2 separate regions of the Homo sapiens genome follow, and region 1 is linked to region 2. A link is a contact called in ENCODE Hi-C or POLR2A ChIA-PET data. All regions are on one chromosome and are shown on one strand. Each heading gives the region's core, a stretch centred on a gene start or an enhancer-like site at or near the end of the contact. The rest is flanking DNA. Distances are from core to core; before and after follow the strand shown. Region 1 overlaps CDH1 (cadherin 1). Region 2 holds the start of CDH3-AS1 (CDH3 antisense RNA 1).

The links. Hi-C counts contacts between places; a loop is a spot of excess contacts on that map. ChIA-PET counts read pairs that join two places held with the same protein, here RNA polymerase II (POLR2A). Pooled maps may share reads with other maps.
Region 1: a pooled map shows a loop between it and region 2 (2.5-fold over the local background). The contact joins the enhancer-like site here to the promoter of CDH3-AS1 in region 2. A Hi-C loop is called at or near these places in 2 of 50 pooled maps. POLR2A ChIA-PET finds 5 or more read pairs at or near these places in 3 of 52 experiments (HCT116, WTC11 and activated T-cell).

The regions. Positions count from the first base shown.
Region 1 is chr16:68,797,105-68,801,685 of GRCh38, reverse strand. CDH1 (cadherin 1) reads right to left here. Exons shown (of 16, transcript NM_004360.5): 3 at 1-16. Among named protein-coding and RNA genes, the nearest start is that of TANGO6, 44 kb to the left of the region's middle. Within about 2 kb of position 1,250, at least 6 of the 41 ENCODE cell types and tissues checked have a DNase peak (open chromatin) inside an H3K27ac peak, as active enhancers do.
Region 2 is chr16:68,644,951-68,650,229 of GRCh38, reverse strand. CDH3-AS1 (CDH3 antisense RNA 1) reads left to right here and starts at 4,029. Exons shown (of 2, transcript NR_186394.1): 1 at 4,029-4,250; 2 at 4,490-5,279. CDH3 (cadherin 3) reads right to left here and starts at 4,920. Exons shown (of 16, transcript NM_001793.6): 1 at 4,806-4,920; 2 at 4,480-4,594. The coding sequence starts at 4,850. RefSeq lists an enhancer at 4,416-4,940.

The DNA of each region.
Region 1 (4,581 bases), core at 1-2,500, 150 kb before region 2:
CAATCTTCAAAATTCACTGCAGGGCAGAAATCACAGAGATTAGGAAATTGGACAGATTAAAGACAAGAGCATTCCTTCTCCAAAGAGCGAACTTGTGGGAAGACTCCCACAAAACCAAACACAACCAAAACAAACCATAATCTGGTGACAGAACAACAAAGCTATCACCATAATGTTCTTCACAACTACAGGATGACTTCCTTGTGCTCTGATTTCTTTCTCATCTTCTTGTCAATTGAAAATATTATCTTGTCTAGAAAGTAACTTCTCGACTGGGCACAGTGTCTCATGCCTGTAACCCCAGCATTTTGGGAGGCCAAGGTGGGCAGATCACTTGAGGTCAGGAGCTTGAGACCAGCCTGGCCAACATGATGAAACCCTGTCTCTACTAAAAATACAAAAAAAAATTAGCCAGGTTTAGTGGCAGGCGCCTGTAATTGCAGCCACTTGGGAGGCTGAGGCAGGAGAATCTCTTGAACCTGTAAGGTGGAGGTTGCAGTGAGCTGAGATTGCGCCACTGCACTCCAGCCTGGGCAACAGAGCGAGACTCCATCTCAAAAAATAAATAAATAAAAGTAACTAAAACTTTAAAAAGTATTAATACTCTAAAACTGGAGAAGCTGTGGTTGAAGCATCTACACTATACATTAGAATCTCAAAGGACTCATTCAAATAGGTAACCATCAAGCTATATGCCAGACACTGTGTTGGACTGTGAGGACAAAATCGTGACGAAGATACTTAAGGTTTCTGCTCTCATTGAGTTTACACTACTGAGGAAGAGATGGACAAAGACAGAAACTTAAAATTTCAGGCAGTGGTAATAGGTAAAAAGAAATTAAAATAAAAGAGGGTGATATAAGAGTGGCAGAGGAGAAGGGAGTTTGCTGAAGATGTAACATCTATTGCATGGTGAGGGCAGGCCTTTCTGAGGTAGGCCCATCTGAGCTGGGACCTGAAGGAGCCAGCCTTGCAGAAGCCTGGCTCAAAGAAGCTTCCAGGCAGAGGGGAGCAGTCGATAAGACCATTCATTCTAGGAAACTCTCAGCTTGGCCTGTTTTCCTCCCTTTCAAATAATTGTCCGATGGAATTTCTATTTCATCCAAGTTCTCTTTTATAAAAATTCCTGCCGTCCTATCTTACAAGGCTAGACAGGAGGATCAGGTTTCTGCCAGAAAGCCCTTGAAGCCATCCCTGACGCCTAGGCAGCAGTTTTCATTTCTTCCATCAGGGGCCACCCTTGCAAACATTTCTGAAGCCAATAGCCCTGCCCTTGCCAGAGAAAAATAAGACCACGTTTGGGGGTGAGAGGGGAAGTAACAGATTTTCTCCATTTTGAAGATGAAACTGAGGCTCACAGAGGTTAAGAAATTTACCTGACATCCTGTAACTATTAAATGGCAGAGCTGAGACAGCCCTTTAACATGGGTTAGTCTCATGGTTGGCTCTTCCTCTCTCTGGAGAGACCCTATTAAGGCCTTGGTTTTTTTTTTTTTAAATAATATTTTCATAGAGATGGGATCTTGTTATGTTGCCCAGGCTGGTCTTGAACTCCTGGACTCAACCAGTCTTCCTGCCTCGGCCTTCCAAAGTGCTAGGATGACAGGCATAAGCCAGTGTGCCCAGCCAACCTTGGTTTTTTTTTTTTTTTTAATTATTATTACTATTAATTTTTTTTGAGACAGTCTCGCTCTGTTGCCGAGGCTGGAGTGCAGTGGCACGATCTCGGCTCACTGAAACCTCCGCCTCCTGGGTTCAAGCAATTCTGCCTCAGCCTCCCGAGTAGCTGGGATTACAGGCATGTGCCATCACACCTGAATAATTTATGTAATTTTAGTAGAGACAGGGTTTCACCATGTTGTCCAGGCTGGTCTCAAACTCCTGACCTCAGGTGATCCATCCACCTCGCCTCCCAAAGTGCTGGGATTACATGAATGAGCCACCACACCCGGCCCCAACCTTGGTTATTTTTAAAAGGAAGATTATATTAGTTTATAGATAGATTATACCTATAATCTATCTATTCAAAGCCCTACCCTTTGAGAAGTGACAGTATGAGAGGGAGCCCCAACCTGAATTCCAGGTGCTCATAAGACTCATTATCTCCTCATGCAACCTGATCCCCTGGGCTGATTATAGGAAATTATAGGAAAGATTGAAAGGTTCTCCAGCTCCAGTCTTGATCTCTAAGACTGAGATCAGAGGCTACCCCATGCAATAGCTAGGAGTCTGCTACCTGGCAAATAAACTGAGCAACGAAACCAGGAAGAGCTCGTTCATACGAAGGGAGCTGTGTCATTCAAAGAGTCGCCCACCTGACCCTCCCTCCCAGTTTGTTTAAAAAATAAAAATAAAAAATCACCACCATGCCCCAACCCCTACCTTCTCAGCCCTTAGACTGGGTCTACAACTCACTTCCGCAACTTGAAGGAAAGGATGGGGTGAGCAGGGGGAGCCGTAATAAATGATGGGAAGACAGAGACAAGGAAAAAGGGCTGGACCCAGGGTCTGCGACTGGATTATAAAACCAGATTCTGCCATGTTCTTGCTGGGTGGCCTTAGCAAATTGCTAAACCTCTATGGGCCTTGGCCTTCTCTACTATAACATAAAGGTTATCACCACTGTTTGAGTCTACCTCTTTAGGGTTTTGTGAAGACCAAGACAGTGAATGGGATGACATTTTCTAAGTTAAAAAGCAATGAAAGTAGAAGAGATGACTATTATTCCTGTGTATTTGGGTAGACAAGTGTTTGTTAACTGAACAGCTGAGCCATAAGATGATGAAAGAATCAAGAAGAAATGCCAAGTCCTTAAAGGATGGGCAGATACCATCCTTTTAAGTCTAAAATAGGAATTTCTTTTCAAACTAGCAAAACCAGATGCTCTTCAAAGAGTCCTCCCCCACCCCCAGCAGAAGTAATGGGGCAACTAGGTCATCTTTAGGGGCTTGTCATGTAAACAGGGAATGAAGGCTGCACTGAATTCCTTTCTCCAGCCTTCCCAAATTTAGACAGTGAAAGTTGAGACAAGCATGATTGGACTTGCCAAGGGTGGCGGCCTGAAAAAATGAAAATGGTTTTGCAAATAACTTGATCCAAGGCACTTAACCTGCTTTGGGGCACCTCATCTTAATGGTGGTTAAGCCCTACCCTTTGAGAAGTGACAGTATGACGAGGAGCCCCAACCTGAATTCCAGGTGCTCATAAGACTCATTATCTCCCCATGCAACCTGATCCCCTGGGCTGATTATAGGAAATTGTAGGAAAGATTGAAAGGTTCTTCAGCTCCAGAAAGGCTCTGGGAAGCTCACTGTCACGCTGGCAAGGGCTGGGTTGTCTCTGAGCCCAGCAAGTGGGAGGAAAGAAGAATGGCAAAATGTTGAAACTGGAGGATCAGAATACGGGGACTGGGTATATTTCAACATGCCCATAAAAAAAGCTAACAAAAATAAAGCTAACAAGGGTCTAAGTGTTCTTTAACCCAGTATGCCCACCTTTCATAAACTTATTTGGTGACTTGGTGTAAAAACCAAATCCCAACAAAAGAAGCTAAGACCCCACTCCCCACTACTGGCCATCTCCATGTGGGAAAGTCTTTTTTTTTTTTGAGACAGAGTGTCACTCTGTCACCCAGGCTGGAGTGCAATGGTGCAATCTGGGCTCACTGCAACCTCTGCCTCCCAGATTCAAGCAATTCTCCTGCTTCAGCCTCCCGAGTAGCGGGGATTACAGGTGCACACCACCACGCCCAGCTAATTTTTGTATTTTTAGTAGAGACAAGGTTTCACCATGTTGGCCAGGCTGGTCTCGAACTCCTGACCTCAAGTGATCTGCCCGCCTCTGCCTCCCAAACTGCTGGGATTATAGGTGTGAGCCACTGTGCCCAGCTGGGAAAGTCTTTTCATTACAATATCATCACCATCATCAAAAACTGCAGCCTCAACTAAGCTTCAATTAGCTTTTATGAACTATTTTATTCAGATTTTATTTAATTTTATTTGTGTGCTTTTTGAGACAGGTCTCTGTCACCTAGGGTGGAATGCAGTGGTGCAAACACTGCTCACTGCAGCCTTGGCTTTCGGGGCTCAAGCAATCCTCCTGCTTCAGCCTCCTGAGTAGCTGGGGCTACAGGTACATGCCACCATGCCTGGCTAATTTTATTTATTGTAGAGATGGGGTCTGACTACGTTGCCCAGGCTGCTCACAAACTCCTGGGCTCAAGCCATCTTCCCGCTTTGGCCTCCCAAAGTGCTGGGATTACAGAAGTGAATGACTGAGCCCAGCCTCATTTTAATTTTTTGAGAAAGGGTTTTACTCTGTCACCCAGGCTAAAGTGCAGTGGCACAAACGCTAGCTCACCGCAGCCTCAGCTTCCTGGGCTCAAACCATCCTCCCACCTCATCCTCCAGAGTAGCTGAGACTACAGGTGTACTCCACCGCAGCAAATTTTTAATTATTGTTTGTAGGGACAGGGTCTCGCTATGATGCCAAGCCTGGTCATGAACTTCTGACCTCAGGTGATCCACCTGCCTCAGCCTCCCAAAGTTCTGGGATTACAGGCATGAGCCATCATGCTTGGCC
Region 2 (5,279 bases), core at 2,780-5,279:
CCTGACCACGATGCTAAAATATGTCAGGCTCCTGAGTGGCCGGCTTTCTCTAGGACCCTCAGGCCTGCCCAGGGGCCCGGTGGGGAAACTGAGGCCTGCACAAGGGAGCAGAATTCTGAGTTGTTGGGGCTAAACCTGACCCCCTCTCCATGCTAACTACCCCCTACTGTGGTCCTCAGGTTTTTTTTTTTTCTTTGAGGCGGAGTCTCACTCTGTTGCCCAGGCTGGAGTACAGTGGCGTGATCTTGGCTTGCTGCAACCTCCACTTACTGGGCTCAAGCGATTCTCCTGCCTCAGCCTCCCAAGTAACTGGGTTACAGGCACACCACCATCACACCCAGCTAATTTTTGTGTTTTTAGTAGATACGGGATTTCGCCATGTTGGCCAGGCTGGTCTTGAACTCCTGGCCTCATGTGATCTGCCCGCCTCAGCCTCCCAAAGTGCTGGGATTACAGCCGTGAGCCACCGCGCCTCGCCCCTCAGTAGGTTTTAAGGAGCCCCCAGCCCTCCATCTCCCCTTCTGGGCCTGACCAGCTATACTGCTTCATCTCCCCTGGCCACACGCCCCTCCAAGTACTGCACAGGGACCCCCCTTACCCAGGGGCCCTGCACCGTGAGATAATGTGAAACACCGACTGTGGACCAAATGGAATAAAACCTCTGTTTTTAAGAAAAAAAGAAAAATTACTAGACTGTAAGCTCCCCAAGGGCAGGGACTTCGTTTTGTTCATTGCTTTAGTTGAAGTTGTGGAACAGTGCCTGATCTATGCAGATGCGAAATATATGCTTACAGGAAGAATGAAATGGAAATAAAGGGCATACCCCAGAGTAGGGGCTTCCACAATAAAAGGCAGTTTTTACACCCAGAGCTGAAATAGACAAAACCATCTTGATGTTAATTTGTGCTCAGTCAGATGCATTATTGAACTTGGAAGCTTCCTCCCAAAGCTGATGGTTAGTTTTTAATCTGACCCAAAGGCTGACTGTGGGTCAGATGATCCTGCTGAAGGCCATAATGAAGGACTGCATCTGTTTGACTGCCATTAAGCTGCCTCTCTCAGTTGTTCACCCTTAAGGATGAGTAGACCACTGTAGGTCACTCACTTAATCACTGCACTAATACCATGAAAGTTCCCTCCTCCCACCTCTCCACTGTCGGCTTCCAGACCACACTTGAAGGAAGGTGGCCCCCAGACTGTGGCACTGGGATGGGGGAATGTGCCGGCTTTCCTTCCCTCCAGATTAACCTTTCCTCTTGAGCTAGTCAAGACCCCTCACTTGGGCCCTTAGAGACTAAATCCAAACCAGTTTCCTCTACATCAATGTTTCTGGAAAATCCTACAATTAAAAAAAAAAAAGACTAAGCACTCTTGGGGTGGGGGGCCGGGAGAGCTTGTTATTAATAGCTGTGGGATTCAGGGATCCAACATTCTACCCTCTCCACTCAGGCCCTGCTTTCTGGTAGTAAAAAATGCCAGGGAGCTGGGCACAGTGGATCGTACCTGTCATCTCAGTGCTTGGGAGGCTGAGGTGGGAAGATTGCTTGAGCCCAGAGTTTGTGACCAGTCTGGGCAACATAGTGAGACCCCGTCTCTAGAAAACATTAAAAATTAGCCAGGCATGGTAGCACATGTCTGTGGTCTCAGCTACTTGGGAGGCTGTGATAGGAGGATCACTAGAGCCCAGGAGGTAGAGGTTGCAGTGAACCGTGATTGCATCACTGCATTCTAGCCTGGGCTGGGTGACAGAGCGATACCCTATCTCAAAAAAAAAAAAAAGCCAGGGAACTTGGGGGTCCAAAATTTCCATTCAAATCCCAGCTGATCACTGCAGTGATGACTTGGTGAAGCCACAGTCATGTAGGTTTCATCTATAAAATGGGCCGCCCTTCACAAGGTTGTCAAATTCATTCATAATTCATACAGGACTGGGCATCCTGTAAGGTACCAGGCCCTGGGCATATACCAGGAGGTAAAAGTTGTGTCTGTCACCCTCAAAGAAGTTCATGAGCTGTTTGGCTTAGTGAATCCAATCCGTTAAGCTGTGCCTCTGTTTCTCCACCTTCAAAACCTCAGGCAAGGCTAGACTATGGGGTTTCTGAAGTTCAAAATTCTGAGATTAAGAGCTCAGCTTGTTTAACATTTACCTCACCTGCTTCAAGGGAATGTTAGGAGGATAAAGCAAGCTCAGAGTTGCAAAAGGGCTTTGAAGGGGAAGATGCACATACAAACAAGGCATTAATTACATCAGATAAGTTCTTTGAGCTGAACTTCATAGACACCCTTGATATTCATAACCCAGGGGCGAACAACAGGGGTGATTGTTCCTTAGCAATATGGAAACTTGTCTGCTTGGCTAAACTTGAGAGTCTATACGTTCCTGCAGGATAACCCTTTCAACGTGGCTGGATCCAGGCTGGGGATCTATGTTTTGAGGATGAGGAACTAGGGTGCAGGTGGGGTGGTCAAAGTGCCAGCTGAAGACCAAAGGGAGAAATAGCAATATGTTTTGTTGGGAAGTCCCAATTTATTGGGACCAACTGGACCAAGAAATGCACTTTTACTTAAAAAAGCAAGCAGCAGCCCATGCCACCAGAAGCCTACTCTAAGACCCAGCCGTGTGGCAGGGAGTTTCAAGGTGCGCCGAGCGCATTAACCCGTCCTTTGTTGTATAACCCAGGTGTGCTCCTGGCGCAAACCCACCGTTTTTCACAACCGTAAAGCAGACATCCGAGAAAGCTGAATTTCCTCTAAAGGTTTAAAATGCCTGACGTCATTGGGAAACACTCGCCAACCCAACGATGAAATCGAAAACCTGATCACTGCTTCCCCCCAAAACCTCAAGCCTAGTGAAGTGACAGCTAATCTGATATTTCTTGCTTCAGTAGGAAAGATAAGGTACAGACAACACTCAAGGCTATAGCCTATTCTGGGAGACTGTAGTCAGAGAACTTGACAATGGGGCGGGGGGAGGGGGCGTAGATTTGGCAGAAGTCTGGTTAGCAATAAGGCTTCCTCAGGGAGCCGGAATTGGATTTGGGGCCCTGCCCGAATTCACATTTTTACAGGTTGGCTGAGTTGCAGTTTGTTAGCCAGCCAGTAATAAACCCCTGCGCAAGAATTTAAAGTTTATGAGGCATGGCTTCTTAATGCCTCTCCTCAGCTCCCTACAGCCAAGGGTTTAAGGAGCCTAGCCTAGCCTGGGTGTTAATTGTTTTGTCAATCTGCAGTTATTTGCAGAAAGAATTTTTTTAAAAAGGGCCTCCACAGACTCAAGGTCCTCAATCCTCTTTTGGAGAAATAAAAGAGAGCCACTCTGTCCCCTAGGCATTGACAGCCCCACATTCAAGCAGTGGGAGTTTGTGCCTGGGGTGAGGGATAAGTTGATGGAGACTTTAGAAGAATGCTAGGTAGCAAGGGTTCTCAGTGTTTTGAAGGCCAGGTAAGCCACGGTTCCTTCCCCCTAAAAATGAATACTCAAGTTCCCAAAAATTTCAGTGTAAGGATCCTCTGAAACCCGACCCAAGGATCCAGGGTTATACCCGTTTAAGAACTAGGTTTCAACCCTTGCTGGAGCCCCCATCCATTGTCCTCTTAACCTAGAGGGAGAAAGCCCTCCACTAGCCAGCAACCAACCGCCTGGGTCTCATAACACACTGGTTCTCCTCACTAACGTTGCACCGCCCACCCCCTCAGGTTTTTGAACTTGGGGCGGGGAGGGGGGGGGTAGGAGTAACTGAGGGATCAAAAATGTGCTTTGATCTCCCGTCCATCGCCCCCATAGCCCCAGGCCTGCCAGCTTGGGACACTGTCCCCCTCAAACTCCCCCCAGTGACCTAGCATCCCAGGCCCCAGACGCTGGGGGCGGGGTGGTTCCCGTACGTGATGGCCCCAGCCCAGGTGTGCCAGGGCCCAGTTTCCAGGCAGGCTACAAGGGCGCAGGCCCTCCGGGAAGAGCAGGGTTAAGAGTGCATTCCAGCTGCCGAGGAAGAAGGGGGGCGGGGTAGGGAAGCTCGGAGAAAAGAAACAGACCCGGTCTGTCTGTCGGAGACACAAAGCACGGTTCACAAAGGGGGCCCGAGAGGGGCGAAGGGGGCTGCCCGGGGCACGGCTCATCCCCACACCTGCGCGCGGGTTGGGGGAAGAATGTGGCCGGCGCATTCCTCTGCTGGGGCCAGCGGGGGAGAACTTCCCACGTCGAGACTGGGTGAGGGGCTCAGCCATCCGGCATCTCGGAGGAGGGGGTCAAGGTAAGCAGTGGCTACCGGACAAGGGGCTGGATGTCATAGGCGCTCTGCTGCCCAGCCTTCTCCGTCAGCCACCACCCCCAATCCCAGCCCCCGAGGCGCGTTCTGCGCCTCCCCGGGAACTGAGGTGGCGCCAGGAGTCCCTTGCCCCGGCCCGAACACCCCTCGCGCGGTCCACACCAAAATGGTCACGTGCGGCCCCTACCCTGCGGTTCCACCCTGAGGATCTTACCTTTCCCCAGCGCCTGGCCGGGCTCCTGCTCCGCGCCTCCCGCCTCCAAGGTCACTTCAGCCTCCCTGAAGACCGCCCGGCACGGCTCGGAGGCCGCGCACTGCAGCCAGCAAACCTGCGCCCGAGGGCAGAGAGTGAAGGAGGCTGGGTCCAGGCGTGCCCGGCCCTGCACTCCCCACACCGCAGGGTCCTCACGGGCCTTCCGGGACTCCCTTGGCCCCAGGGAGCGCAGCCCCGCGCTCTCCCCGACGCCACTGCCCCATGCGGACCCCGCCCGCCCCCCAGGGAGCGGTCCCGGTCGGGGCCACGGCGAGGCTGTGGAGTACCTGGAGAAGGAGGAGAGACGCGAGAGGTCCACGAGGGAGCCCCATGGCTGCAGAGAGAGGGGTGAAGCAGCTGCCGCGACGGCGGGCCGGTGTTCCGCTCAGCTCTTGCCCCTTTGAGCACCGCAGCCCCCGGGAGCCAGCGGGAGGAGGCCAGGTGAGCGCAGGTGGGTGCTGATTGGTCCAGCGCCACGAGGTCCCGCCCCCTCGCAGGTGGGACCGATGTGGGTGCGGTTGAGGCCCCAGCGAACCCCTCCTGGCCTCCCGGATGCCCTCCTGCGCTCTCCTGGCTTTTCTGGAGCTGTTCTTTACAGGGACTCAGCCTCTGTCTCGCAGTTCTGGGTTAGAGGAGAAAAGAACACCCAGTGCACTCCTCAGCCTCCTCAGTACGGGAAGAGAAATGTTTCCTTGCCTTGCGGCTACAGCGGAAAAAAGTGGAGACACATCTGAAGTCGACTGAAAACGGAGGCTCCGCAT